Linked DNA regions of Homo sapiens: region 2 is linked to region 1. Evidence: chromatin loops called from intact Hi-C (ENCODE). Cell type or tissue: PC-9. All regions are shown on one strand. Each heading gives the region's core, and the rest is flanking DNA. Links, peaks and the distances in the headings are about the cores only. Region 1 overlaps CUX1 (cut like homeobox 1). Region 2 overlaps CUX1 (cut like homeobox 1).

Region 1 (15,743 bases), core at 4,348-12,347:
AAGGTGTGTCTAACAGCAACCCGCTTCGAAGGCCACAGAGGTCGGTCTCTTGTGAGCTTGCTGCCCAGGAGAGTTCCAGGGACCTGAACAGAGATAGACACAGTTTAGAAGCTGCTTGGACCTGAAGGATACACACGGCTCAGTACCTGTTTTGCAACCTGTCCCTGTATATGGAGCCACAAATTGCACCTTACTCAATAACAGATTAAAACAAAAAACAGGCTGGGCATGTTGATGCATGCCTATAATCCCAGCACTTTGGGAGGCTGAGGTGGGAGGATTGCTTGAGCCCAGGAGTTCGAGACCAGCTTGGGCAACATGGCGAGACCCTGTCTCTACAAAAAATACAAAAATTAGCGAGGCATGGTGGTGTGTGCCTATGGTCCCAGCTACTCGGGAGGCTGAGGTGGAAGGATGGCTTAGCCCAGAGAGGTCGAGGGTGCAGTGAGCCGTGACTGTGCCACTGCACTCCAGCCTGGGAGACAGAACAAGCCCTTTCTCAAAAAAATAACAAAATGAAATGAGAAGCGTTTGCATATGAGTCAATCAGTCAAGAAAGCAGAGAACCCTCTATTTCTGGAGTGACTAGCCACAGAAAATACGCTGTATATGTGAGCTTGGATCTATGGAAAATTGTTGATGCTTAGAGAATTATTATGTGTTTGGTCAATAACTGCCTTTTGAATACTTTTGGAATTCCTCTAAGCAAGCTTTCTCAGGCCTGTTCCCAAATAGTGACTTTCATGCGGTCCTGGAATTTTCTTCTGAATACACAACATGGCTTCTTTGTAATGAAACAATTTAGGAAAGAAATACAGTTGAAGACATTCTATATCTCTTGGCTGGAGCTGCTGGCCCTGGTAGATGAATCATAGAAGTCCATAAATGTCGAGCAAATTTGCACAGACTTTTCTTTTACTACCATATATGGCAAATATAGATCTATTTATCTCCATCTTGACATTAGCTTCGGCGATTTTTGTACCTTATTGTCTTTCTTACAAATTTCTCTTGATCTACGTCTCAGCCACACAAGACAGCATGTCCAAAGACAGTAACGTCATTCATAACCCTGGGATGGTGCTTTTTTTTTTTTTTTGGTATGACGGCAGAATGGCAGAATGTTTAAACTAGTAAGTATTTGAGGTAGATCAAAGTACCTAGCTATTTACATTCTTGCTACATCTTAGCGAACACCACAGGGCCGTAAGGATTACCGCAAGAATTTAACCTGAACAAGTTTTCTCCCCCAAGGAATTAGGTGTTTCTTATCACACATTTGGGAATCAGCTGAAAAACCGTGGTTGGTGCTGACTGCTTTTGATATATTCCTTAAAGAGATGAATACTGAAAATATTTTCAGGATTCTAAAAGCTGACTTGCTGGGAAATTCCATGACCGGCTAAGATGATTTAAGAATTCTCTGGGGGAATGCTTGCTTCATTCATTCATTGATTCATTCCTTCATTAAATTTGTACTGAGAGACAGAGATACAAAGACGGACAACCCCCTCCCCCCGCCCCCACTCTCCAGGACACAGAGTGGACACGGGAATGTATACCTTCTGGAAGCAGCCAGGGCCATCTCTTCATGACCCTGGGCAGTACCTTCAAAGAGTCCAGTCAGAGAGGACGCTGGGAAAAGTAGAGTGACTAGTCTATCTTCTGCTTTCATTATCATATTCCCCCATGTGACAAGTACAAAATCTTCAGCTACAACCTTTAAAAGCTACTGAAGGCCAGGCACAGTGGCTCACGCTTATAATCCTAGCACTTTGGGAGGCCAAGCCAGGTGCATGACTTGAGGTCATGAGTTCGAGACCAGCCTGGCCTACATGGTGAAACCCCGTTTCTACTAAAAATACAAAAATTAGCCAGGCATGGTGGCACGCACCTATAGTCCCAGCTACTTGGGAGGCTGAGACATGAGAATTGCTTCAACCCGGGAGGCGGAGGTTGCAGTGAGCCGAGATCGCACCACTGTACTCCAGCCTGGGCAACAGAGTGAGACCCCATCTCTTAAAGAAAAATTCTAAATAAATAAAATACATTTTTTTAAAAAAGCAAATCCTGTGAAATCAACAATATGGCAGACTATGTTTAAAACCTAATTGGGTGAAATTATTTTAGAATACCCTTTCAAAGAGTCCTTTCTGTAGTCCAAAATTATCTGAAATAAATAAATAAATTCAAGCGTCAACCAGCATGGCCAACATGGTGAAACCCCGTCTCTACTAAAAATACAAAAATTAGCCAGGTGTGGTGATGGGCGCCTGTAATCCTAGCTACTTGGGAGGCTGAGGTTGGAGAATCACTTGAACCCAGGGACCAGCGATCACACCATTGCACTCCAGCCTGGGTGACAAGACCGAAATTCCGTCTCAAAATAAAAAAATAAATTCAAGTGTCTAAGTAAGATAATAAAAATCCTCTCACCCTGCTGCCGAAAATGAGAGGGGTGTACCTCCGTGTCCTGCCCTGGTTAGGTACCGACTCCACCGGGTAGTTCTCCCACCCACAGGGAGTTCACCAAAAAAGGCAGAAGGCCAGGCGCGGTGGCTCATGTCTGTAATCTCAGCACTTTGGGAGGCCAAGGTGGGCAGGTCACCTGAGGTCAGGAGTTCAAGACCAGCCTGGCCAACACGGTGAAACCCGTCTCTACTAAAAACACAAAATTAGCTGGGCATGGTGGCGCACACCTGTAATCCCAGCTACTTGGGAGGCTGAGGCAGGAGAATCACTTGAACCTGGGAGGAAAAATAAATAAATAAGCAAGCAAGCAAGCAGAAGAGACCATGTTTGTCTCCAAAATCCCATCACCAGCGTATGAGAATAGCAAAACTGAAGAGAAACGCATTGGTGGTCTCGGGGAAGGGGCTGTAGGGGCTGAGCAGCTCCTGCCAGGCAGAGGATCACAAAATCCAAACGTGTCCTCCGAACGCCCACTGCGCTCTCAGTGCTGGGCTTGGCCACAATTTGGTGTGAATGCTTCAAGACTCACACCAAATCCTTGGCATGAATACACCATACAATGATATATCCAGAGACGGCTTACTCGAACAAAGAGACCGTCAATAACAATATAATTTTACTTTTTTTTTTTATTTTTCTGAGATGGAGTTTTGCTCTTGTTGCCCAGGCTGGAGTGCAATGGCATGATCTTGGCTCACTGCAACCTCCGCCTCCCAGGTTCAAGTGATTCTCCTGCTTCAGCCTCCTGAGTAGCTGGGATTACAGGCATGTGCCACCATGCCTGGCTAATTTTTTGTATTTTTAGTAGAGATGGGGGTTTCTCCATGTTGGTCAGGCTGGTCTCACACTCTCGACCTCAGGTGATCCGCCCACCTCGGCCTCCCAATGTGCTGGGACTACAGGCATGAGCCACCACGCCTGGCCAATATAATTTTACTTTTATAAAATGATATCCATGCTTTCAGCTTAGACACAAAGCACAACCGGCATCTTTTAGCGTGGTCCTCACGCCCGCCGGCAGAACTCCTTCACTGAGTTTCCTCAATGTCTTTTAGACACCTCTTCATCCTATAAATGTGCCACACATGCATGTGACATGTCCCTATGCACACACATATTTACTTAAATACGCACACACACATACAAACGAGTAACAGACAATGTCATCTCTACTTCCTTCCCTTTCCCGGAAGCTACAGGTATGTACATCACATGTATGTTGCCTGATATGAAAGAGAGGCCCAATCACGAATTCCATGATACAGATTTAAGAGATGCTATGCATGGTTCACTTGGTGAATCTCCCTTTCTTATGTAAGCACATATCCAAGTCAGTTTTTTTTTTTTTTTTTTTTTGAGACAGAGTCTTCTTGTTCTGTTGCCCAGGCTGGAGTACAGTGGCGTGATCTCAGCTCACTGCAACCTCCACCTCTGGGTTCAAGTGATTCTCCTGCTTCAGCCTCCTGAGTAGCTGGGGCTACAGGCACTCACCACCATGCCTGGCTAATTTTTGTATTATTTAGTAGAGACGGGGTTTCACCATGTTGGCCAGGCTGGTCTCGAACTCCTGACCTCAGGTGATCTGCCCACCCCCGCCTCCGAAGTGCTGGGATTACAGGCATGAGCCACCGCACCCAGCTGCACCCTTGCTGTTTCATATCATGGAATCTAGCACCGGCAGCAAGGGAGGCCGCCCACCTCACTCTTTCTTTTTTAAGAAGTCCGCAGTTCTGAGAGGTCAGAGCAACCTTTCTTTCATTTTCAAGCTCCCCATGTGTGCTGGAGAGGCTGTCTTTATAGGTTTTAACATGTACCAACCAGGGATTAAGCTAAGTGAGGCACGCCAGTCACGAAGGCTCACTGAAATTATGCCTGCTAATCTTTTAAATGGCAAGAACGTTAGGCAGCACAAAAGGAATGTTAGTAATTCCAAAGCTTTTACCCAACTGAGGAGGTTTAAATTTACAGGAACATGTACTAGAGATAAAGAAGTCCAAGGCCCTTGGCCAACCTGTCTGCCACGCTGGTGTGCAGAAGAACAGAAGATTCTGTAAGGAGAGAGAAGGGGTGGAGGCTGGAAGATGGGCAGAGGGCCAGGGTTTAAGACCTGGCGTGGGCCTGAACTCACCTGAATTATTTTACTTGTAGAAAGAGGCTACAGGTTGGGTGCAGTGGTTCATGCCTGGAATCTCAACACTTTGGGAGGCCAAGGCGGGAGGATCACTTGAGGTCAGGAGTTCGAGACCAGCCTGAGCAACATAGCAAGATCCCACCTCTAAAAGAGAAACTGGGTTCCCTGGTCTGGACTGAGCAATTTCTTTGGCCTTCTTAGAAATGAGCCGCTCTGCAGCCCCACGCAGCCTTTCTTCAGTGTGTACATTAGGGTGCTGTGCGGCCTAGGTGAGGGGTGTCACCTGGCCACATCCGTGGAGGGATCCTAACACCATCATTTGTGCGGTCAGCGTCATGACAGCCACTCCACTGTGCTTGCTTCTAGATGCTTCCAAACAGCCCTTCAGGTATGGAATCATCCCTGTCGTGTAAATAGGAAATCTGGAATTCCCAGAGGTTATACATTGCACCTGAGGCCATCTGGCTACAATCCAAACTCTGGGTGCGGCTGGCGCCAAAGCTACTACACCATGCTGCCTTCTAAGCTGCATTTCATCTGGAACCGCTGTGGCTGGCAGGCCGAGCCTCTGAACACTGCAATTCAGGTTAATCATGCAGACCTGCTGGAGCACGCGGGGCCGAGGGTTCCCTGTACCTCCCTTCTCTCCCCTGCTGTATGGATCTCTGACCTCACTACTGGCAGGCCTGAACTGCCATGAGTGATCAAGAACCTGAGAGGCCTCTGATCTGCTCCACCTACATCTGTGCCCACCAGGAAAAACAAAAATCCTGATAAAAGACCTGGGGTGCGCATCAGGATTCACCATGACTGTGCTGTGGTCTCGCCTCCTGAAAAGCTATTTTGTTCATCGTAAGTAGGCAGTTTGACAATTGCTCAATGTTCAGGCCCTACCCCATGTCCTGTCCTAGTCAAGGTCAGGGAAGGAAAGGTGCCTTGTCCCCAGGCATGTGGGCCCCCAGCAGAGCAGGACAGGCTGGGGACCTGGGGTTCTTAGGCTCTTTTGGTTGGGGGCTGAACACTGGTCATATCCCAATCTCTAGAGAGGGCAGAGGAGGACAGACACGCACTCTGCACCTCAGGGATTACACGAGGAGAATAAAGACACGCACACGACCGAAATACCAGGCAGGAAATGAAATGTGCCGAAAGACAGGCGCAGCTAGCCTACAACGGGGGCCCAAGGAATGAAAATCCCTCTTTGCTGGGCTGGGGGCACCTGAATTGGGTGATATTTGCCACAGAGGGGCGAGTAGAGGTGGGGGGGCTTTCTAGAAAGAGACAAGATACAAACAGAAGGAAAAAAGAGGAGATCCAGAGATACAAACAAGGTGAAGCTGATGGAGTAAGACATGGGAGAGGGGGCCAGCGGGGACAGGCTCCCAGATCACCGAAGCCCCTAGAAGAACCCAGACATGGCCTGAGAGGCGGGTGGACGGCCACCAACCATGCAAAAGGTAGTACGCAGAGACCAGACCAGGGTCTGCTTCAGGAAGGTGACTCCTGCTAAAGGACAGGCCAGAGGGGAAAGCCTGGAGATGGAAGATACCAGCTGGGAAATACAAGTTTGGACGAAGGTAACAGAACCAGAAGTGGTGCCTGTAATCCCAGCACTTTGGGAGGCCAAGGCAGGTAGATCACCTGAGGTCAGGAGTTCGAGACCAGCCTGACCAACATGGTGAAACCTTGCCTCTACTAAAAATACAAAAATTAGCCGGGTGTGGTGGCGGGTGCCTGTAGTCCCAGCTACTCAGGAGGCTGAGACAGTAGAATCGCTTGAACCCAGGAGGCGGAGGTTGCAGTGAGCCGAGATCGCACCACTGCACTCCAGCCTGGGTGACAAGAGTGAGACTCTATCTCAAAAAAAACAAAACAAAACAAAACAAAAAAAACACCAGAGGTGGGTGGTGGCGAGGGAGGGGGGAGGAGGAAGACAACGTTCCCCAGAATTAAAATAAACTGGACTTGGCAAGCAGACTGACGGGAACAGGAGAGAGTGGGGCTTTGTAGAAGTTTAGGGCCCAGGTGAGGGTGGCAGCCCCTGCCACAAGCCAGACAGGAGGGGTGCAGGCCAGGAACTGATCTGGTGGTGAAGATGATGAGAAATCCACGTGGGAAATACCCGGAGCTGGCAGGACTTCCACAGAGAACCCAGGCCCTGGCACCCAGGGGCGGAGGGTGGGAGGTGAGGAGGTTCTGTGGCCAGGGTGCTTGGAAATGTCCCCTTAACAGGAGAGGGGAAGAGAACAGAAAGGCTGCAACAACTAAAAACTATAAGGGGCAAAAGGCTGAGACCTGTGGAAGAGCCGAGGGCCTCAGTGAGTGAGTGGTCTGATCTGAGAATGAACTGAGGGGTTCAAAGTCAGAGAGGGCCATGGCTTAGGTACAGGAGGCCGAGGCTGCAGTGAGCCAGGATCGCGCCCCTGCACTCCAGCCTGCGCTACAGAGCGAGACCCTGTCTCAAAAATTCAATCAGTAACAAATGAAATACAAACAAAATAAAAATTCAGAGGGCCATCAGTGAAGACCTCGGGGCATCTAGGCTCCGTGCATGGGGTCTGTTCCTTGGATGAGGCCAGCAGCAAAGATGAGAGATCCATCCCAAGGCAGCTCGTGCAGAGCCACTGCCAAGCAGAGGAGGAGGCCCGCGCTGGCGAAATCTACAAGAAATACACTTTTGTGTGGGAAATCTAAGAAGCAAGGGCTTTCCGCTGCATCCCGGCCTGCACCGTGGTGGGCGGGGACGGCTTCTTGCTCCTCTCGCACGCCCAGCATGGAGCAGCCCCTTGCACCCTTGGCAGTGACGCCTGATGCATCCAGTGGTTTTATTCCACATCTGCCCGTCACAAACTGTTCTAGATGAAATCAGTTTCTGAAGATGACAGCCCAAACCCATTCACCAATAACCTTATTTTCCCTAAAAGAAAAATTCATTCTAGGGCCGGGCACGGTGGCTCACGCCTGTAATCCCAGCACTTTGGGAGGCTGAAGCGGGTGGATCGCCTGAGACCAGCCTGGCCAACATAGTGAAACTCCATCTCTACTAAAAATACAAAAATTAGCCAGGTGTGGTGGCGCGCTCCTGTAATCCCAGTTACTCGGGAGGCTGAGGCATGAGAATTGCTTGAACCCGGGAGGCGGAGGTTGCAGTGAGCCGATATCGTGCCATTTCACTCTAGCGTGGGTGATAGCGCGAGACTCTGTCTCAAAGAAAGAAAAGAAAAGAAAAGAAAAAAAATCCATTCTACCGAGATGAGATAAAAACTGGCATTCCAGAGTTGTCCTTCGAGGGAGCACTGAGGCGTGGTCAGCAGAGAGCCTGACGAGGCTTCCCTGTTCAAAGAGTAACTAGACCATCAGCCTGGCCATTAAAAGGCAGGTTTCCAACTGGAGGCTCCAAACTGAAAGAGACCGACTTCCGAGCCAGTGGACCCCGCGGGTCTTTTTCTCTTTACTCCCGGGTTAAAAGGAGGGAGGTTCTGAAGGGAAACCCCAGGCAGCTCTCTTTCTGAATGCCTGCAGCCCCACTGGGGTCCTGCTACTTCCTCCCTAGGGTCTGCACTGAGAATGACGGACTTCAACCTCGGCAGCCTTAGCCTTCCAAGCGCATCTTCCATCGGCTTCCAAAACAAACCAGTTTCTCTGGCCAACCTCATCCACGCGGCCGCTCGCTCCTCGTGACCTTTCTCTTTAGACCCTCTGGTTTTGGTAAAAGCAAAGGGTTTTAGGCTTTGTAGCCTGGGATGCTAATGAGCTGCTCTTACTTCATCGAAAGGGCCTAAGAGGAGCTACACTACTTGTGCCTCCAGAAGCAGGTTCCCAGAAGGATGTGATCTTTCCAGGTCTTTCCAGAGGCTGAGCTGCTGACTGTGTCCCTGAGAGCCCCAGCCTCAGCAGGTGGAGTAGACAGAGGAGGGGAACCCAGCATCAGTGGGGTGAAGCTTTGGGAATCACGCAGTCAGGAAAACTAGCCTCAAGAAGAAAGAGGCCAGGTGCAGTGGCTCACGTCTATAACCCCAGCCCTGTGGGAGGCTGAGGCAGGAGGATCACTTGAGGGCAGGAGTTTGAGACCAGCCTGGGAAAGATAGGGAGACTATCGTCTCTGCAAAAATAAAAAAATTAACCCGGGTGCAGTGGTGCACACCTGTGGTTCCAGCTACTTGGGAGGCTGAGGTGGGAGCATCGCTTGAGCCCAGGAGCTCGAGGCTGCAGTGGAGCTATGATCGTGCTACTGCACTCCAGCCTGGATGATGGAGCAAGACCCTGTCTCAACAAAACAAAACAAAACAAAACAAAAAACCAGGCCGGTCTCGAACTCCTGGCCTCAGGTAATGTGCCTGCCTCAGGGATTACAGGCGTGAGCCACCGCGCCCGGCCCAGTGGAGATTTTTTAATGCATCTCTAGAGTTTTCCCAGAATTCCTTTCCGACTCTATCGAGAGCCAAGTTCTCTGTGACACAGCAAAACCCCCGACTCCCAGGTACTTCTGGGTAGAAGCTGACAGAGCCTGAATGACGGGCAGGAGTGGGACCCAAACAGGGGGATGACCTGCAGTCCCCTGCCTGCAATAGCAGCAGATGCTCTCTCCCAGGGGTCAGCAAGCTGCGGCAAGCCGGCCAAAACCAGCCAGCTGCTGGGATTTTTATGGCCCATGAGCTAAGAATGGTTTTTACACTTTTAAATGGTTGCATTTAAAGTGGTTATATAAGTGCCTACATGATATCCTGATTTTGCCTCTTTCTCCGTCAAGACTAACATATGTAGCACCAGGCTCTTTTAGAGAAAGCGTGTGGACCCCTGATCAATTCCCTTGTTTCTTTGCCTCTCTACTTGCTGCACTGTGTACCTGTCCAGGTGTGTGGCCCTGTGAGGATGGCTGCTTCACATCCCAGGAATCAGACCACGTGGAAGGAACCAGGCTCGGTGGTCAGGACACCAGAGCCCAAGTCTTAGCCCCATCCCTCTCCAAGGCAGGCATAACTCCCAAGCCTCAGTTTCTCCACCTGGGAATGACTCTAGCTCAATGGTGGCTGTGAATATCAACTGAGATGTGAGATAGGAATATATTTCTTAGAAGCCCAGAACACTCTTGGAATGAAAGTTTATTGTGATTTACGAGTTATCAGCCAAATTTGTTTTCTTTATGTTGAAACCCAACATTCTTTCCCAGTCCACATAAATCAAGTATGTGGGAGGAGGGGGATTTGATCCACTGCCAAACAGATGAACTAAGCCATCCGACCCGTGCTCCCAGGCTCCAATTCCACCACCAGGTCAGGGCAACCTCTTCATTCTAGGTCACTTTCCTTTGTACCTGATTATACCTGGCTGGGCCAGAGGAGGAACAGCTGCCCCAATCTCAAGCTAAAAACCAGAGGTGTGTGGACCCGTAAGGAAGCCTGCTTGGCATCGCAAATCAAACCATGTGGTAACAGCCGGGCTCTGGGGCAGGATATCAAAGCCCTGTCTTTCAGCCCCATTGGGTGAGGATAGCTCACCTGGTCCACCTTGTGCTACTGGGAAAATCTTTCCCACTGCATCCAGGTGCAGGTAAAGGAAGACAAAAAAGTTAAGCTGTATTTTTTAGGAAATTCAGAACAACTAAACATCTTTATAAAATTTATACGTGTATACATATAGTTTGTAGAGACAGGGGTCTCACTATGTTGCCCAGGCTGGTTCTAAACCCCTGGCCTCAAGCAATCCTCCCACCTTAGTCTCCCAAAGTGGCGGGATTACAGGCTCAGCCTAGAACTAAACACCTTATAACATGAAGCAAACTGCGGACTATGAGTATTCAAGGAGATGGTGATATTTAATATCCTATGTTATTCTAAAACTGGGGTTGCAATGTAAGTTCCATGTAAGTGACATCTTGGCTGCCTTACTGGCTCATGAACATATCTCATTCAATCCCCATAGCAACCTACGAGGCTGCAAACACCCCATTCCAGGGATGAGAAATCAGAGGCTGAAACCACCTGGGGTGACCTGATGAAGTGGTGGGGCTGCACCAGAGCCCAGGCCCCTGACCCCGGGGAGAGCCCAAGTTCTATACATGGTACAGGAGCCCCTTCCTTCCTCCAGCTCAGACTCGAACGGAGATCCCCTTCAATTCCAAGCAGCCTTGCAATAAAGCAAACAATGAATGCAAGGCTGGCACTCCAGCCCTGCTCTGGTCACCTTCTGAGCAGCTAAGAAGTAACTTCCCTTTATTGTCATACTGTTTATTTACAAGAAAACAACGAACACAACTGACAACAGAACAGTGGAGCGGGGGGCGGGCGTGTGTGTGTGTGTGTGTGTGTGTGTGTGTGTGTGTGTGTTCGGCACCAGGTGCTGGGCTTAGTGGGGAGGGGCTGTGCCTGGCCAGAGACCCCCGCCCCTTGTGGGATCAAGGGGCCTCTCTAGAGAGTCCCTCTGGGCCGAGCTTGGTGGCTCACGCCTGTAATCCCAGCACTTTGGGAGGCCGAGGCGGGCAGATCACCTGAGGTCAGGAGTTTGAGACGAGCCTGGCCAACACGAAACCCTGTCTCTACTAAAAATACAAAAATTAGCTGGGTGTGGTGGCAAGCACCTGTAGTCCCAGCTACTCAGGAGGCAGAGGCAGGAGAATTGCTTGAACCCAGGAGGTGGAGGTTGCAGTGAGCCGAGATTGTGCCATTGCACTCCAGCCTGGGTGACAGAGCAAGACTCCATCAAAAAAAATAAATAAATAAAAATAAAAAGAGTCTCTCTGCAGACAGTAGCAGCAGCAAAGATTCCCCTTCCAAGGACTGGAAGGCTTCCACCCAAGGGGCAGGTCACAGCTTTTTCACACAGATACGGTGCTAGGGATGGAGGTGGCAGGGCGGCCCAGCACCACTCACAGATCTGCAGAGAGCACTCACTGCCGGGTGGCCTAGAATTCCGCTGCGATGCTCTGACATCAAAGGAGCCTGATCTGTAACTCCCAAGTGGGACCTTGCTTCAGACTCGATAGAACAGGGGAGCTGGACTCTTGGAAGACTGTGGTCCAACAGCAAGGCCCCCTTGTACCAATGCCAGGGCAGGGAGGGGACTGGCCACTCGGAACTCTCGCTAGTAAGTGCCATATGGGACCTGAGAGCCCCAATCTCTATACAAAGCCCCAGTGGGGCAAAACCTATGAGAAAATACAGGGTGAAAAGCACTATGGAGCAAAAAACTCACCCAAATCCCACAGCCATCCACGCAAGAAGGGAGTGACCAATCTCAGTTCCTCTCCCCTTGCCCAGAACTCAAGGTGATGTGCAAAAGTTGCAACCACACACACACACTATATATATTTATTTTTTCTTTCTGAGACAGGGTCTCACTCTGAGGCCCAGGCTGGAGTGCAGTGGTGCAAGCACAGCTCACTGCAACCTCCACCTCCTGGGCTGAAGAGATCCTCCTGCCTCAGCCTCTGGAGTAGCTGGGACTGCAGGCATGCACCACCATACTCAGCTTTTTAAAAAATATATATTTTTATAGAGATGGGGGTCTCGTTATGTTGCCCCGGCTGGTCTAGAACTCCTGAGCTCAAGCAACTCACCCATCTCAGCCTCTCAAAGTGCTGGGATTACAGGCACGAGCCACCGTGCCCAGCTTACTGTCTTGTTTTACATAGAACAGTTCTCTAAACACCTTTTTAGTCACAGTTGTAAATCAATCACATTTTTCCAACGCTATAGCTAAAGGATGAACACTGATGCCTCCAATTTCAGTACCTTTGCGGAAACATCTAATTAGCAACTAAGCACTTCTGAGCAGGGGCAAGCTCTTGCTGCTTCGAGCACACCTGTGATGAATGTGTCCAGAAGGAAGGAGTGAGTTTTGCTCAGCACACGCTTATCAAGAACCTGTTGTGTGTCCTGCATGTGCATGGCCAGGAGGAACATCCTGACCACCAGGTGCTGAAATTTTGCAAAAGAATAAGTGCAAATAATGGCAATACAGCATTAAAAACACCAAACGGGGCCGGGCGCGGTGGCTCACGCCTGTAATCCCAGCACTTTTGGGAGGCTGAGGCGGTGGATCACCTGAGGTCAGGAGTTCGAGACCAGCCTGGCCAACATGGTGAAACCCTGTCTCTACTAAATATACAAAAATTAGCTTGGTGTGATGGAGGGCACCTGCAGTCCCAGCTACTCGGGAGGCTGAGGCAGGATAATGGCTTGAACTTGGGAGGCGGAGGATGCAGTGAGCTGAGATCGTACCACTGCACTCCAGCCTGGGCAAGAGAGCAAGACTCTGTCTCAGAAAATAAACAAACAAACAAACAGGAGCTTTTCAGTTAAAAGACAAGGAACACAAAAATTCAACATTATTTTGGTTAAGAGAGGGAGGAAGTGTAAGTCAGCCTGGGCTAACTGGGGCTACTGGCAATCCCCAAGAATGCTCCTGGCAGGCCCTCCAGCCCATATCTAGAAGGCAGGCAGGTGGGCTTGGTTATTTTTAGAACACCTGGAGCAATCTAGGGTCTTTAACAAATGCAGGACACTAGTCAAAAGCAAATCTTGTTTAAAAATATCTTCCCCTATGGCCAGGCATGGTGACTCATGCCTGTAATCCCAATGCTTTGGGAGGCCAAGGTGGGATGATTACTTGAGGCCCATGAGTTCAAGACCAGCCTGGGCAACAAAGCGATACCCCACCTCTACAAAAATACAAATAAACAGTATTAGCCTGGCATGGTGATGCACACCCTATAGTCCCATCTACTCAGGGAGGGTGAGGTGGGAGGATCACCTGAGCCCAAGAGTTTGAGGTTGCAGTGAGCTATGATCGCACCACTGCACTCCAGCCTGGGTGACAAAGTGAGACCCTAGCTCTTACAAACAAAACAAAACAAAAACAAAACCTTCCCTTAAATACTAATACTCACCCAACCCACCAGCATTCCTGCACATAAAACCCAACCAAATGAACCCCTTGCTAAGGGAGCAACAGTTGTGTGAAGGCCAAAACCAGGTGAGGTACACATTAAGCAATTCTGCACAATGGGCTGCAGCTTCAACGTGCCCACGGGATCTGGCTATTTTTGGAGAAATCTAAAGCAGGACCAGAGTCATTGATTAAACAAGAATGTTTTCCAATGTCAATGGTCTTGAAATATACATTGCTCTGCAGGTATGAGATTGTTTAAAAATCTTTAGAACTCAAGATGCGATCTTCCTTCCACAAGAGGCGGATGAGAAAGAAGCCTGGGTCAGACGCATGCACTTGGGAAAACATTTGGAAGTGGTTTTGTGGACAAGTTGCCTGTGAGAGGCATCCAGAGTCCGATTGCTATTTTAGTGCTAGCGTCCAGAAGCAAGCTTAAGACACATGTGTCTCAATGCAGGGCAGCTGCTTTCCAAAAGAGCTAAACTAGGGTCTCTCTCTCTCTCTCTTTTTTTTTTTGAGATAGAGTTTTGCTCTTGTCACCCAGGCTGGAGTGCAATGGTGCGATCTTGGCTCACTACAACCTCCGCCGCCCGGATTCAAGGGATTCTCCTGCCTCAGCCTTCTGAGTAACTGGGATTACAGTTGCCTGCTACCACGCCTAGCTAATTTTTGTACTTTTATAGAGACGGGGTTTCGCCATGTTGGCCAGGCTGGTCTTGAGCTCCTGACCTCAGGTGATCCTCCTGCCTTGGCGTCCCAGAGTGCTGGGATTACAGGCATAAGCCACTGTGCCTTGCCACTAGGGTCTCTTTAGAACACACATGCACACACACACGCACACACACACGCACGCATGCCACTGATAAAACCAGGCCCTGGTTTGGGACAAAGGATTTCATTTTCTTCCTGAGCCCTCAAACTTCAAAACCTATATATTTTTAAATGAGATCCAATTCAGTACATTCATCCATAATCTTAAACCAAGCAGCCCAACTGTGTATGGGGCAGTGCAGACTGCCTTGGAAAGGTTTAATCTTGGAAGCAATTGGGCTGCAAGCGGCCCTGCTGCAGACGAGCCCGTCATCCTCTGTCAGGAGGTCTTTCCAGGCAATTTGTCACCAGCCTCAGCAGAGCAGAAGCAGCGCTCAGACACTCTAATCGTGGGGTGCTTCGAGGAGTGGTGGCAATCCTGCTTTCTAGATGTAGCCGACATCAATCAAAGAAAAGTCGTCTTAACCGAGCTGGTGTATTTGCCAGAGAACTGAGACTGCAAAGCAGCCTTTCAAAGCTCATGGTCAATCAAGTTCAAAGGGCTATGCTTAGGCACAGCCTGCAGGCTCAGCTCATATGAAAAGGCTGGTAGGAAAGATAAAAATCGGCCAGGCGCGGTGGCTCATGCCTGTAATCCCATCACTTTGGGAGGCTGAGGCAGGAGGATCACATGAGTCCAGGAATTTGAGACCAGCCTGGGCAACAAGCAAGACCCCATCTTAAAAAAAAAAAAAAAAAAAAAAAGGTAAAAAAAAGTTTGTAAAGGAAAGATAAAAATCCCTAGAGAGTGGAGGCGACAGCTGCTGCTTCTAGAAGCACAGCCCAGCCACAGCCATGCGGACTCCAGAGGTGGCCCCTCCTGCTGCAGTGATGAGACTGCCTCCCCTCCCCTCCTGCTTGCCTGGGGACAGGATCTGGTGGCACGATGGAGGCCAGCATTCCTGCCTGTCTGTCCTCTGCAAGCTAGGCTCCTGCCCGAGGAGGGAAATGCTGCAGAGGCACCCTACAGAGGTGTGGCCCGAGGGCGAAGAGGAAACTCCTGCTTCAAAGCCCAGCCGTGAACCTGGGGGCTCAGGGGCCTGTTTCTTGCTTGCCCTTGGCATAGCAGCTCCCTCAACTTAAGAAAGCGACGAAGAGAGAGCTGGACACTGACGTTTAGAGGGAGGAAGTGGCTTCCTGCCCAACACAGCACAGCATCCTCGCCAGGATCCTATACCCTGGCCAGAGCCTGGTCAGGCACTGGAGGCCGAGGCTGCTTTCTTGGTTCCAAAAAAACCAATTTTTTTCACCAGTGATGGGTCCACCTTCAGAAAGATTGAAATCAGGAAAGCCAAAAGTCTCTCTTTCTCTTCTTCCTCAAACGCTATCGCCCTGAGTGGGGTGTGGAAATACTACTTCTCCCCCAAACAGGTCGTGATGCTGGTGGACGAAGACGACAGATGCCCTGCCGGCTGTCCTGCTGAGAAGCGATGGCTGGGGG
Region 2 (15,743 bases), core at 4,960-12,959, 58 kb before region 1:
CATAGTCCAGAGAGAAAATTCTCAGTCACTACCTTATGCACAAGAAAATGCCAGTGATGCCCGCCAGGCTGCTGATGCCCGAGGGACAGTGCTCTTGAGGCAGGAAAATAGGGTCTGCAGGCAGGGAACCAAAGGCTGATTCACCCTGACTTCCTAGAACTAAATCGAAGGAAAAACCCCCACTTGCCACGCCTAAGTAACAAAAGGACCAGCGTCTACTTCCTTTGCAAACCTCCACCTTTTCTGCCCTGCAGATGGGAAATTGAAAGTACCTTTGATTAGTTGCTTTCTGCAACCAATCAGATGTTTGCAGAGAAGCGTAACTTTGTAACTTCAGCCTCTGATTGGTTGCAACCAACCAGACTGATTGCAGGGCCAAGTCTTCGTTCGCATAGAAGTACAACTTTGTAACTTCAATTTAGCCTCTGATTGGTTACTTTCCGCAACCAATCAAGATGTTTGCATAGGAGTGTGACCTTTATAACTTCACTTCAGCCTCTGGTTGGTTGCTTTCTGCAACTGATCAGACTGAATGAGGGCCACCACTTCATTTACATGGGGTGAACACCAATTGCCAATGGGAAACCTCAAGGGGATATTTAGACCCGAGAAGAATCTGTATCTGGGCCCTTGAGCGGCTGCTCAGCCCACTCTCACCCTGTGGAGTGTACTTTCATTTTCAGTAAATATCTGCTTTTGTTGCTTCATTCTTTCCTTGCTTTGTGCATTTTGTCCAATTCATTGCTCAAAACGCCAAGAACCTGGACACCCTCCAGTGGTAACACTCTGATCCATTTTACTGTGAAGGAGCCTCCTCGTGAAGCTCAGTCAGGTTCTTCAGGGAACTCCTAGTCAGATACAAACTCTCACAGAAAACCAAAAGGCTAGAATTTGGAACCAATAACTAGATAAGCTCCTAAGACAGCAAAAGTTTAGAACAAAGCAAACCATTCTCTACGATTAGGCTGTTCCCTGACCCTGTTCCATTTTACAGATGAGAACACTGAAGTCCAGAGAGGAAAAGGAATGTCATCCAGGGAAGGAGAATCTGGGTCTCCTCATTCCCTGTCCGAAGTGCTTTCTGCCATCCCGTGTTTGGTGTGACCTCTATTAATCCCAGCTCCAAGAGGGGACAGCAAAGCCCGTGGTAGACCTGAATCAGAACACAAGTACAGGTACAAAGGAGACCTGAGTCTGCCTCGCTCTGTTAATGTAGCTCTAATGATGTCAATGATATTCAGAGAATTGCTAACAAGGGCAAGGGCACAACTGTAATGGGTGGGGAGGGGAGGGTGGTGGTAATTCCAATTCTTTGCTTGGCAGAAAAAGGCATCAAGTGACTTTCCTAATTTTCTGATCAGCATCTCTCCAGGGCTGAGCTGGGCCCCACATAGTTATGTCCATCACCTTACTCCAGATTCTAAGGCAATCGAGGACCCACAAACAGGACCAGAGAGTTCAAGGCACTCTACCTGCCTTCTCACTTTTCCAGAATAAAGAATCGGAAGCCATCACCTCTTAGAATGCCTCACAAACATATTTAAATTTTAATTCTTCAATCCCTCTAAAAGAAGAAACAGGGCCAGGCGTGGTGGCTCCTGCATGTAACCTCACAGCACTTTAGGAGGCTGAGGTGGGAGGATAGCTTGAGCCCAGGAGTTCGAGACCAGCCTGGGCAATAAAGTGAGACCTCATCGCACTCATTGTACAAAAAATACAAAAATTAGCTGAATGTGGTGGCACGTACCTCCCAGCCACTTGGGAGGTTGAGGTGGGAGGATCGCTTGAGCCCGGGAGGTGCAGGTTGCAGTGAGCGGAGATTGTGCCACTGCACTCCAGCCTGGGCGACAGAGCGAGACCCTGTCTCAAAAATAAATAAATAAAATTAGAAAAAAAAAATAAAAGAAACAACTGATATACTTGGTTGTAGCTGCAAGGATTATCAGTTACCCTCTGCCCATAACCCTTAAGTGAAGGGCTTGTCCAGGGGCCACTGATCTTGGATGACCTGGCAGGGGAGCGGGACACTCCAGGTGTCTTAGTAGGGCCATTCCTAAAGTCTTAAAGGTGGCTTTGGGCAATATGAGGGACTTCCACACAGCATACACACATCAGGTCTGCATCTTCTCTGCAGTACGTGCAGGGTTTTATGCTGTAGCCCCAGAGATTTGGATCTCTGCTTTTACGAAGTCATCCCCTAGAGATTACGTGAGTACTTCAACAAGTGCATCCAATTTCCCTCCGTACCCAAAGTCTGGGTTGTGAAGAATTCATGTGTCCTGCACTCCCTGGTTTCTTGGGGGGAAGTTGCCACTGATGGTGTATTTATTTTCCTTAGGAAAGCCAAGAAGAATGAGCCAAAAACCCACCGACTCACCAGACACAACGCCCCCCACTGGTGGGCCATTACTGCCGGGGCTTACCTGGGACGTCAATCAATCTTTTGTAGACATTCAAGAAAGCTGCTTCAGCTTCCTTGCTTCTTTTACTCAGTGCATCAATCTGAAAGGGAAGGAAAGAAAGAAAAGAAAAACAAAGAGCTCAACATTTGTCAAGAGGTAATTTACAAAGCATTACACATCTAGTGAATTCCCGTAGCAAGGGAGATGCTTGACAACTGGGCTTCAGCCTCTTAGAGGAAATGCCTGCAAACACAAAAGGACCCTGTTCATGAAGGTAAACAAGGGAGGAGCAGAGATTTGGGAGTATGGAGCCATTCACTATACAGCAGGGAACACTGGGTGGGTCTTCCATAGAGAATGGTCTGGCGTGCCCTTCCTGGTCTTTTGTCTTCTCCAAATGCTGACTTAAGAGCTGGCCATGTGCTAGACACTGCTGGGGATCAGAGGTGGGTGGGAAGAGACAGTTCCTACCCCCAGAAGCTCAGGGTCTAGGAGGGAAACAGGTATGTAATTAACAAGTAATTAAATCCCTGGGGACATGCAGAAGGGAACTTCAGGCAGTAAAGTTGTGACCTTAGAGCAGAGTCTTAAAAAGCATTTCACCCAGGTGGACGGGTAAGATGCTGCATGTAAACGGACGAACACATTCAAATCCCAGGAGCAAAGAATTTCATAAAATTCTCCTTTTTTTGAGACAGAGTCTTGCTCTGTCGCCCAGACTGGAGTGCAGTAGCACGATCTCAGCTCACTGCAACCTCTGCCTCCCAGGTTCAAGCGATTCTTGCCCTCAGCCTCCCAAGTAGCTGGAATTACAGGTGCCTACCACCATGCCAGACTAATTTTTGTATTTTTAGTAGAGACGAGGTTTTATCATGTTGGCCAGGCTGGTCTCAAACTCCTGACCTCAGGTGATCTGCCCGCCTCAGCCTCCCAAAGTGCGGGGATTACAGGCGTGAGCCACTGCGTCTGGCCTATGTGTTCTGTTTTAAGACACTCATTTGCATGTCAGCTTGTGCTCTATTCCTGGAGTCCAGATTAAGAGTCCACCAACACGGCTACAACACACCATGGGGCATAGGGGACCCACGAGAGTCTGCCAGGTGGGAACGCGGATACATATGCAGGAGCTGTGGGTGACGCAGCTGGACAATCAAGTGGGGTGAGATTTTGAGGGGCACAAGGGTGCATGGTGCAGGGAGACCCTCATCACCTGAGCAGCGGTCAGGGTGGAAAGAGCACAGGAGGGGGCAGGGAGGAAGAGAACCCTCGGACGTCACTGCTTTCATCCGAGTGAGATGCGCTGGGCAGTGGTTGTGGGTGTCGAGGAGGAGGAGAGGGCGGCTGGAGAGATCAGCGACACACACAGTTGACGTGAGGCCCAGAAGAACCAGGTGAATTGAGGACGGTCCCGGGGATTCCAGATTAGGCAACTGGCAAGGTTTTGCGATGGTGGCCAGGATTGGTTTTGTGAACTGACTAACTGAGCCAGTTTCCTCTAGTGTAGACGTCTGTTCATCAACTATGCTGGACGCATATGCAAAGAGCCTGCCATGGTTGGACTGACTTGTTAGAATATTTAGCTTACCTACACACTTGCTGAGACAACAGATCGCACTTTACAGCCGAAACACGCAAGACTGCACATGTACCAATGTCATACTGGCTCAGGCAAAGGACAGGAAATTATATATTCCGTCTGTCCCCTCCTAGAACTATGCTGTCTCCGATGTTATTACAGAGGCAAAGGATGCGGTTTAATTACAGGGCCTCTCACCTGAGCCACCGGGCAGTTTGTTAAGGGCTGAGAGAGGTCTCCTGATTAAGGATGTGGGGCGCTCAGAACTGGGGGACGATGGCTAGTGGGAGCTGGGCCTAGAAAATCGAACACATAGCAGCCTAGCGCAATGCAAGCATTTCCAACTTCTAACAAGCTGTGCACCAAGATTCCAATTTGAAGTCAATTGTTTGGAACTCAGACACATTTCCACCCCCTCAACCCGATAAGATAAGGCTGTGATTCTGGGCCAGGTGTGGTGGCTCACGCCTGTAATCATAGCACTTTGGGAGCCAGAGACAGGAGGATGGCTTGAGCCCGGGAGTTCAAGACCAGCCTGGGCAAAATAATGAGCTATCTACAAATTAAAATTTAAAAATAAAAATTTTACAAAAAACAAAAAAATTAGCTGGGCGGGGTGGCAATGCACCTGTAATACCAGCTACTTGGGAGGCTGAGGTGGGAGGACTGCCTGAGCCTAGCAGTTCGAGGCTGCAGTGAGCTGTGTTCGTACAACTGCACTCCAGCCTGGGCAACACAGCGAGACCATGTCTCAAATTAAACAACAACAACAACAACAAAAAACAAGGTTGTGAATTTGGTGTTGAGTAGAATCTCAGAACAATATGCAAGGACTTTTTTTTGAGATGGAGGCTCGCTCTGTTGCCCAGGCTGGAGTGCAGTGGCGCAGTCTCAGCTCACTGCAGCCTCCACCTCCCGGGTTCAAACAATTCTCCTGCCTCAGCTTCCCAAGTAGCTGAGACTACAGGAGTGTGCTACCATGCCCAGCTAATTTTTTTTTGTATTTTTAGTGGAGACGGGGTTTCGTCATGTTGGCCAGGCTGGTCTTGAACTCCTGACCTCAGGGGTCAGGCGAGATTACAGGCATGAGCCACCATGCCTTGCCTACAAGGACTATTAATATGACAAGACCATGCCTTGTTTTTAAAATAACCCCCTCCCCCATTATTAGCAACTCATGCTCATTGTGTGATCAGAAAAATATCAAAAATATAGAAAAAAAATTTAAAAGTATAATTGAAATCCTCCACTCACCGGCAGGAGTCAGACTATCAGGTCTTTATTTCTATTTTTTTTTCCTAATTATATAAAAAAAAAATAGAGTTGTGGTCAGGTGCGGTGGCTCACACCTGTAATCCCAGCACTTTGGGAGGCCGAGGTGGGCAGATCATGAGGTCAAGAGTTTAAGACCAGCCTGGTCAAGATGATGAAACCCCATCTCTACTAAAAATATAAAAATTAGCCGGGCATGGTGGCGTGCACCTGTAATCTCAGCTACTCAGGAGGCTGAGGCAGGAGAATTGCTTCATTTGTACTCCGGAGGTGGAGGATGCAGTGAGCTGAGATCACACCACTGTACTCCAGCCTGGCAACAGAGCAAGACTCCGTCTCAAAAAAAAAAAAAAAAAAAAAAGTTACATGAAATGCAGACACACAGGCAAACAAGAGACAGATGTATTATACATTAAGAGTGGTCTCAGACTGGGGGTGGGTGGGAAGGAGGGGCTGGTGGATGCCAACTGAAGGGTGTGGGATTTCCTTTTGGGGTGATGAAAACATTTTACAATTGTCTGTGGTGACAGCTGTGCAACTTTGTGAATATCCTAAAAGTCAATGAACTCCAGACTTTAAATGGGTGAATTATATGGTATGTGAATTATATCTCAATCAAGCTGCTTAAAACGCGTGTGTGTATGTACGTACTTGAAATCAGCCTATACGTAAGATAGTGTGTTGTGTTTTCTTTCCCTGTCGTATCATGTATCTTTCTCAGTATCTATTACAAATTTTGGGAACTGTCTAAATGGCACTGTTTCAACTGTACCTAAGCCCACATATTATAGATGTCTAGAGTAAGCAACGGATTTGGAGTTGCTTCTCCAGATGAATTGGAACGCAACCTGGGGCTCTTCTAAGAGAGGCAGGTGGGTAGCAGAGTCTGTCCAGGAAGCTGGGCAGACGCCCTGGCTGCTGTCCGTACCGCTTGATGGCCACACAGAGGCTTCTCTTTCTGGCTTAGGATCTGCCTAGGGAGGGCCCCTCACTTCCGAGGTATTCCGACTCAGGGTACCGGGTGGCTGCGTCTCCTGGAGGCAAGGGCTGGGATCTGGAAGGATCCTGAACTCTGTCCTCCTGTCTCCTGTTTGGGTTATTCCCCAGGATGTGGGGTTTGGTAATTTGCACGGCACACTTCGGGGCTATAATGGGTTGAATTGTGTCTCTTGAAAGATGATGAAGTCCTGACCCCCAATACCTGTGAAGGTGACCTTATTTGGAGCTAGGGTCTCTGCAGGTGATCAAGGTAAGGCAAGGTCATTAGCCTGGGCCCTCGTCCAGTTGGATCCAATAAGGAGGAGAAACCTGGACACAGAAACAGACATGTAGACAGGTAGGATGTCACAGAGCGATGAAGGAGAGACTGGGCTGATGATCTACAAAGAAGAAGATGACCAGGAAACCACCAGAAGCTGGGACAGGGACACAGTAGATTCTCCCCTACAGCCAGCAGAAGGAACCAGCCCCGTGGACATCGGGGTTTTAAAACCACTCCACTGAGCCGGGCGTGGTGGCTGACACATGTAATCCCAGCACTTTGGGAGGCCAAGGCAGGTGGATCACAAGGTCAGGAGATGCAGACCAGCCTGGTCAACATGGTGAAACCCTGTCTCTACTAAAAATACAAAAATTAGCTGGGCATGGTGGCAGGCGCCTGTAATGCCAGCTACTCAGGAGGCTGAGACAGGAGAATTGCTTGAACCCAGGAGGCGGAGGTTGCAGTGAGCCGAGATCACGCCACTGCACTCCAGCCTGGCGACAGAGCGAGACTCCATCTCAGAACAAAACAAAAAAAAAACCACTCCACGTGTATCCATGTCATTTTATCTAAACCGGCATAAAAACCAAAAACCCCAGTGTTCCTCCACTCATCAGAGCTGTATCACAGGGACCAAGACTCTCAGTCCTCTCCCCGTGCCCTCTTCCACTAACACAGGGAAATTCCAGCCCAGTCCTGAGGAACACGGTCAGGCCGATGAGTTTAATGAATTCAGTATGCAAATGGACCATGAGGTTTCTTAAAAGAGATGACTTAAAAGATCCTTTTCTAAATGATAAAGTCCCCTCCGCTCCGCAGACAAGAATGGGCCTCAAGGCTGGGCGCAGTGGCTCAGGCCTGTAATCCCAACAATTTAGGAAATGGAGGCAGGAGTTCAAGACCAGCCTGGGCAGCAGAGTGAGACCCTATCTCTACCAAAAATAAAAATTAGCTGGGCATGGTGGCATGCACCTGTAATCCCAGCACTTTGGGAAACTGAGGTGGGAGGAGGGCTTGAGCCTAGGAATTCAAGACCAGCTTGGGCAGCATAGTGAGACCCTATCTCTACAAAAAAATACAAATTAGACAGGCACGGTGGTACACGCCTGTAGTCCCAGCTCCTCGGAGGCTGAGGTGGGAGGATCGCTTGGGCCCAGGGGTTCAAGGCTGGAGTGAGCTATGATTGAGCCACTGCACTCCAGCCTGGATGACCAAGTGAGACCCTGTCTTAAAAAAAAACAACCAGAATGACCCTGAAGTTGGAGTTTAGTCCATCCTCCCTCTGCAGCTCACCCAGTCTGTGGTAGGTTGTCCCTTTGTGTGACTTCCCTGCTGCAGCCAGTGACTTCCTAGTTCCGTGCTTTGCTTACTTGGAACACCCTTCGCTAACCTCTCCGTCCACTCAAAACCTATCTATGCTGCAAGACCCAATGCACACATCACTTCCTCCAGACCTCGAGCTGGGTTCCTGGGCTGTTCTGAGTCTAGAGGGAGGGAGGGAGCCTGGGCTTTGACTGCCAGCCCCACCTCCTCTGCACGAGGAGGGGACAGCAGCAGCCTCCAGGGCCTGGACGAGTCACTGACCTACCCTGGCAAGGGCCCCAGTACCAGACACAACACAGTGACTCTGCCACACAGAACAGCTTCCCCCCAGGTGTCCACATGGCTACCAGCCAGGAAGAGCATCCGTGGGAGGGAGGGAGGAAGGGACAGTGTCCTGCTCACCTTCATGCCCCCCACACACCCGCCTGACTCCCTGCAGGGAGCTCAGCCCATCCACTGCATGCCTTGGAGGTACAAGCCAAGGCTTGGTAACACAGCTCCCTCTGAGAAGGGGAGGGATCTGTGAATGAGCAAACGTCTAAGGTGAGGTCTTAAGGCAAGAATTGCTGAAGAGAGAATCCTAGGCTAGAATTCCAGCTACCTCGTGCCTGCCTGCACGTTAGCTTGAGGTAGGTACCGTGCCCTTAAAACCATTTAGAGCCGGCACCGTTGCTCATGCCTGTAATCCCAGCACTTTGGGAGGCCAAGGTGGGAGAGTCGCTTGAGCCCAGGAGTTCAAGACCAACCTGGGCAACACAGCAAAACTCCGTTTCACACACACTCTCACACAGACACAAAACTATTTGGAAGAAGCTAAACCAGGACGGATCTAGAGACGGTTAGACACTGGCCTGCAGCCTTGGGTAAAACCTGTCCTGCTCTGAGGGATCAGCCTCTTTTTCAGGCTCACCTCCTGCCATGCCTCACACTCCTGCCACACCCAGTCACTCCCAGTTCCCAGAACACATGAGCAATTTCCCCTCCGCCTGGAAGGCGCCTCCCAGGAATGCTACCCTGATCTGCAGGCTCAGAGCAGCTCCATCTCCCAGCCGCGGCCCCTCCCACCACCACCTGGGGCTGTCCTGGAGTTCTAGGATGACAGATAAGGCTGCCTGACTCAGGGATACTGAATTCCTGGAAAACTAAGCTGTAGCATCAACTGTTTTTCCTCCCGACCACGGGCACGCAGTGGGTGTTTAATATGCTTTTAATATCTTCCGCAATGGCCAACTGCATGGTCTGCAGATGTGACCCAAGGGTTCAGGAATCCAGGTTTAAATATTTATGAAAATGCTCAATATGTAAAGGGTTCTTGACAAGGCACGGTGGCTCACGCCTGTAATCCCAGCACTTTGGGAGGCCAAGGTGGGTGGATCACTTGAGGTCAGGAGTTCGAGACCAGCCTGGCCAACATGGTGAAACCTCGTCTCTCTTGACTAAAACTATAAAAATTAGCTGGGTGTGGTGGCAGGCGCCTGTAATTCCAGCTACTTGGGAGGCTGAGGCAGGAGAATGGCGTGAACTCGGGAGGCCGCGCTTGCAGTGAGCCAAGATCGTGCCATTGCACTTCAGCCTGGGCGACAGAGTGAGACTCCGTCTCAAAAAAAAAAAAAAAAAAAAAAAGAAAAGGAAATACTTAATATGTAAAGAGTTCTCTGTGTAGTAAGCATCTGTTTTGTGTGCTGTGAGATGATGACAGCCACTTGGCTGGCAGTAGCTCCTGGGAGGTGTCTTTCTCCACTGTACACACCCAACAGCGCTCTCCAGCTGTCTTCCTGCAGTGACCCGCACATCTGCACTAATGGCCGCTACTGGATTCCACGGTTATGTTTTCAGCAACATCACTTTCATAAGGCTGAGTTTTTTTTTTTTTAATGTAGTGTTACATTTATTTATTTATTTAGAGACGGAATCTCGCTCTGTCACCCAGGCTGGAGTGCAATGGTGCGATCTTGGCTCACTGCAACCTCCCCGCCCAGGTTCAAGAGATTCTTCTGTATCAGCTTCCCGAGTAGCTGGGATTACAGGTGCCTGCCACCATGCCCAGCTAATTTTCGTATTTTTAATAGAGACGGGGTTTCTCCATGTTGGCCAGGCTGGTCTTGAACTCCCGACCTCAGGTGATCCGCCCGCCTCGGCCTCCCAAAGTGCTGGGATTACAGGCATGAGCCACCGCACCCGGCTAAGTGTTACATTTAAAGACAAATGTGTAGTGCAGTGGCTCACGCCTATAATCCCAGCACTTTGGGAGGCCAAGGTGGGAGGATCGTTTGAGTGCAGGAGTTCGAGATCAACCTGGGCAGTGTAGCAAGATCCTGTCTCTACAAAAAATAAAAAATTGGCTGGGTGGGTGTGGTGGTGTATGCCTGTGGTCCCACCTCTTTGGGAGGATCCCTTGAGCTCAGGAGGTCAAGGCTCCAATGAGCTATGATTGCACCACTGCACTCCAGCCTGGGTGACAGTGAGACCCTGTCTCAAATAAAATAAGAGAAAGACAAATGTCTATAGGAAGGTATTTTAATCTAGCTCTCAATCAGTATCCGCTTATGATAGTATAAAAACTCAGTCTAGGTTTAGAAAACAAGTTTCATAGAAATCCACCAGATCTCTGAGATATGGAAGGGGTGAGAAAGTGCCCAACCATGTGAGTGCCAGCACGGCTGTGCTGTGGGTTCCCGGAGTCACATGGAATATGCTGCTGCCGCTCCCAACTACCATCTAGGCTCCCTGGAGGAGGCGTCACACATCGCTGCCCACTGCCACGTGACTTGTGGTGTAACAGCAACTTCCCCCTGGGTGCTTTCCCTCCTCAGTGATGTCAGGCATAGCCACACGAAATGCTTTGGCCAATGGTATGTAAGTGATGGTGTCTTATCTGAGCATTAAGATTTAAGAGCCAGTGTGCTCCCTCCCTCTGCTGCAAGGACCTTATAGGACCTACTTCCTCCACTGAGATCCTAGAATGAGGACCACCCACGGGGCTGGGGCACAGTCACAGCCAGCCCTAGTCAACATGACACATGAACAAGAAATGATCTTTGGTTGCCACAGGCCACTGAGATTTGTAGCAGTTTGTTTGTTACTGCAGCATAATCTAGTAAAAGCTGATGGTTACAGATCTCACGAGTTGGCCATATCTCTAAGAGAGTAACATACAGTGCCGGGCACAGTGGCTCACTCCTGAGCTCAAGTGATCTACCCGCCTCAGCCTTCCGAAGTGCTGGGATTACAGGCATGAGCCACTGTGACCGGCCAAGAAGTGCTGTGTATTTTGAAATAAAAAAGGCTCATCTCTCCACTGCACCACAGGGGCCTGGCCATGCCCATGTGGTAGGCAAGTCCACGCCACACACAGCCAAGGGCCTGGGCATGCTGTTGGCACATGAGGGTTTGATTTCCAGCTCCAACATAAAACAGGTGCTCTGCCTGAACCATTGAATTAACCTCTCTGGGCCTCAGTTTTTTCATCTGCAAAGTGGGGAGATACATCTTGGTTGCTGTCAAGATCAAAGCCGTGGCAGCCCTTGGAAAACAGTGAAGGAACCGCCGTCTCACCAGCTTCATTTCTCAGACGCAGAAACCCACCAAGTTACTTGGACCCTGGCTCCTGGCCCCTCCTAGGGATATGATAACATCCAGCATTGCGCACTGGGGCTGGGGGCCACATGGTCAATGGAAAGAGTGTGTGGTTTGATCAAAAGACAGACTTGGGTTTGAATCCTAGTTCCAGCACACACTGGCTGGGTGACCGGGAGGCAGGTTACTTAAATGCTGAAGTCTTTGGCTGGGCACAGTGACTCACGCCTGTAAATCCCAGCACTTTGGGAGGCCAAAGCAGATGGATCACCTGAGGTCAGGAGTTCGAGACCAGCCTGGCCAACATGGTGAAACCTGTCTCTATTGAAAATACAAAAATTAGCCAGGCATGGTGGTGGACACCTGTAATCCCAGCTACTGGGGAGGCTGGGGCAGGAGAATCACTGGAACCCTGGAGGCGGAGGTTGCAGTGAGCTGAGATCATGCCACTGCACTCTAGCCTGGGCTAGAGTGAGACACAGTGAGAGTCTGTCTCCAAAAAAAAAAAAAAAAAAAAAAGGCCAGGCGCGGTGGTTCACACCTGTAATCGCAGTGCTTTTGGAGGCTGAGGTGGGCAGATCACAAGGTCAGGAATTCAAGACCAGCCTGGCCAACATGGTGAAACCCCATCTCTACTAAAAATACAAAAAATCAGCCAGGTGTGGTGGCAGGCACCTGTAATCCCAGCTATTTGGGAGGCTGAGGCAGGAGAATTGCTTGAACCCAGAAGGTGGAGGTTGCAGTGACCCAAGACCATGCCACTGCACTCCAGGACTGGGCAGCAAAGTGTGTGTGTGTGTGTGTGTGTGTGTGTGTGTGTGTTTATTTGTGTGTGTGTATATATATATATGTATATATGTGTGTGTGTATATATATACTGAAGCCTTGATCTCTTCGTCCATTAAGTGAGGGTAGTAACTCCCTCCTTGTTGAGCTGTTGTGATTATAAATGTGGGAACCTCCTACATTAAGTATCTGACACCATCTGGATAGAAACCGGGTCAACAGCACTAACCTTCGCTAATAAATCCAAAGTCAGCACCTTTCTTTCCACCACACCATAGGTTATTCCCCGTCGTGATCAAATCAAGCAGGAAGCCAAGATGTGGAAAGTCCTGGAGGACCAGGACCCTAAGCAACATTTTTTTTTTTTGAGACAGAGTCTCGCTCTGTCTCCCAGGCTGGAGTGCAGTGGTGTGATCTCGGCTCACTGCAAGCTCCGCCTCCCAGGTTCACACCATTCTCCCGCCTGAGCCTCCCAAGTAGCTAGGACTACAGGCGCCCACTACCACGCCCAGCTACTTTTTTTGTATTTTTTTAGTAAAGACAGGGTTTCACCATGTTAGCCAGGATGGTCTCGATCCCCTGACCTCATGATCCGCCCACCTCGGCCTCCCAAAGTGCTGGGATTACAGGCGTGAGCCACTGCGCCTGGCCCCTAAGCAACATTTAAGACCACAGTGAAGACGGCATATTCAAGAACAATCCACTAGCCTCTATGCCCTGGGAGTTTACAAGCTAATGATTTAGAAATAAACACAGGCCATTAAAAGAATTTTCAAATCGATGAGCTCTGTCGGACTATAGGACAATAAAAATCAACAAAACTGCAGGGATATGATAGGGTAGTTTTGTCTCACTCGAAGTCTGGCTGTAGAATGTTTTCAAGAGCAAAGCATGGTTTGAAGGGCCACATTAAACACTAGAAGTCAGCTAAGACTGAGTCGGATGCTGTCCAAAACAGACACGTACGCAGGCCAAATCTTGAGGGTTTTAAATTTTTTTTTTTTTTTTTTTTTGAGATGAAGTCTCACTCTGTCACTCAGGCTGGAGTGAGGTGGCACGATCTCAGCTCACTGCAACCTCCACCTCCCGGGTTCAAGTGATTCTCCTGCCTTAGCCTCCCGAGTAGCTGGGACTACAGGCACCTGCCACCACGCCCAGCTAATTTTTGTATTTTTAGTAGATGGGGTTTCACCACGTTGGCCAGGCTGGTCTCGAACTCCTGACCTCAAGTGATCCACCCGCCTTGGCCTCCCAAAGTGCTGGGATTACAGGTGTGAGCCACTGTACCCGGTCCCACTTAGTAAAGTTTCTAAGAGGAAAACTAGAGAGGCCCCGAAGAAGCCGCTGGCTTGGAGAAAGGGTGTGGGATCCATAGAGGAGATTTGTGGCAGGGGACAGCACAAGATTAAAAGCCAAGATGATAAAAACAGCAACAAGCATCTCTATTCTCCTTGAGTTTACAAAGCCCTTCCAAGTACATCTGCCATTCTGGCTGTCAACATCTATCTGAAAGGCTGTCTTGGGGAAGAAAGATTAGCTGTCTTCTCTCTCCCCACAGTGCAAAACCAGCATGAGCAGGTAAATGCTCCAGGACAGCAGATCACAGCTTAGACAACAGGGAAACCTGCCTGCAGCAGGCTCTTCAGAGGAAGGAGGTGCTGGCTGCTTGCTCACCCCCGCTTCACTTCTTCCTTCATTCTGTCAATAAAGTCATTTAAGGAGGCTAAGATGTGCTAGGCTATGTTCTATTCCAGCCTATGGGAGACACAGATTCCTACTGCTGCTCCCAAAAAGTTTAAGATGGGGTAATGCTCCCCTCTCCTACCTCCCTCGGGTAAATCCCGGTGGGGGAGTGGGGCAGGCTTCCTAGGGGATAAATGCCTACCTGAGATTTTCACATCACCATTGTTGTGAGTAGATAATATATGTGTACAATAAAAAAATTGTAGATGTATAAAAACATACACATTCAGCAAGACTTTCACAATGCAAGATCAATATACGGGTATACCTCAAAGATAATGCAGGTTTGGTTCCAGACCACCATAAGAAAGTAAAAACAGACCAGGTACGGTGGCTCACACTTGTAATCCTAGCACTTTGGGAGGCTGAGAAAGGCAGATCACCTGAGGTCAGGAGTTTGAGACCAGCCTGGCCACCATCGTGAAACCCTGTCTCTACTAAAAATACAAAAAAAAAAAAATTAGCCAGGTGTAGTGGCACATGCCTGCTAATTCCAGCTACTCGGGAGGCTGAGGCATGAGAATCGCTTGAACCCTGGAGGTGGAGGTTGCAGTGAGCCGAGATTGTGCCACTGTACTCCAGCCTGAGTGACGGAGACTGTCTCAAAAATAGAACAAAAAAGGCAAATATGACAAAAAGAGCAAATATTGCAATGAAGCAAGTCACATAAATTTTTTGATTTTCCAGTGAATATAAAAGTTATGTTTGTATCATAGTCTATTAAGTATGTAATAGCTCTATGTCTCAAAAATGTACATATCTTAATTAAAAAATGCTTTATTGCCAAAATATGCTAACGATTATCTGAGCTTTCAGGGAGTTGTAATCTTTTTGCTGGTGGAGAGTCTTGCCTTGGTGTTGGATGGCTGCTAGACTGATCAGGGTTGTGGTTACTGAAGCTTGGGGTGACTGTGGCAATTTGTTAAGGCAACAATGAAATTGGCTAGCTTGATTGACTCTTTCGTTAACACAAGATTTCTGTGTATCATGCATTGCTGTTTGATAGATTTTTACCCACAGTAGAACTTCTTAAAAAATAGGAGTCAATCCTCTCAAACCCAGTCACTGCTTTATCAACTCAGTTTATGGAATATTCTAAATCCTTTGTTGTCATTTCAACAATATTCACAGCATCTTCACCAAGAGTAGTTTCCATCTCAAGAAACCACTTTCTTTGCTCATCATAAGAAGCAACCCCTCATCCATTCAAGTTTGATCATGAGGTTGCAGCAATTCAGTCACATCTTCAGGCTCCATTTCTAATTCTAGTTCTCTTGCTATTTCCCCCGCATCTGCAGTTCCTTCCTCCACTGAAGCCTTGAACCCCTCAAAGTCATCCATGAGGGTTGGAATCCATTTCTTCCAAACTCCTGTTCATGTTGCTATTTCAACCCCCTCCCATGAATCACAAATGTTCTTCATGGAATCTAAAATGGTGACTCCTTTCCAGAAGGAAAGGATTTCTATTTAATTTGCCTAGATCTATCAGAGGAATCACCATCTATGGCAGCTATAGCCTTACAAAATGTATTTCTTAAAAAATAAGACTTGAGTGTCAGAATTACTCCCTGATCCATGTGCTGTAGAATGCAGGTTGTGTTAGCAGGCATGGAAACAACATTCATCTTGTACATCTCCACCAGAGCTCTTGTTGACCAGGTGCACTGTCAATGAGCAGTCATATTTTGAAAAGAACCTTTCGGCTAGGCGCGGTGGCTCATGCCTGTAATCCCAGCACTTTGGGAGGCTGCGGCGGGCGGATCACGAGGTCAGGAGATCGAGACCATCCTGGCTAACACAGTGA

Evidence for each region. Peaks named below come from ENCODE experiments on the same cell type or tissue, not always from the same donor. Only the 100,000 strongest peaks of a DNase experiment are listed, where the experiment ranks them.
Region 2: it touches region 1 in a loop (4-fold over the local background); 2 of 110 quality-filtered maps call a loop at or near these places.

Annotation. Positions count from the first base shown.
Region 1 is chr7:101,998,482-102,014,224 of GRCh38, reverse strand. All of the region lies in intron 2 of CUX1 (cut like homeobox 1), which reads right to left. Among named protein-coding and RNA genes, the nearest start is that of CUX1, 190 kb to the right of the region's middle. RefSeq lists enhancers at 15,013-15,699, 15,700-15,743. In PC-9, for the core only: no CTCF peak of the experiment used is centred there; no DNase peak of the experiment used is centred there.
Region 2 is chr7:102,057,098-102,072,840 of GRCh38, reverse strand. It overlaps CUX1 (cut like homeobox 1), which reads right to left. Exons shown (of 24, transcript NM_181552.4): 4 at 2,424-2,502. Among named protein-coding and RNA genes, the nearest start is that of SH2B2, 220 kb to the left of the region's middle. RefSeq lists a silencer at 4,841-5,031 and enhancers at 8,319-9,035, 10,329-10,628. In PC-9, for the core only: no CTCF peak of the experiment used is centred there; a DNase peak (open chromatin) is centred at 8,830; H3K27ac peaks cover 419 bases.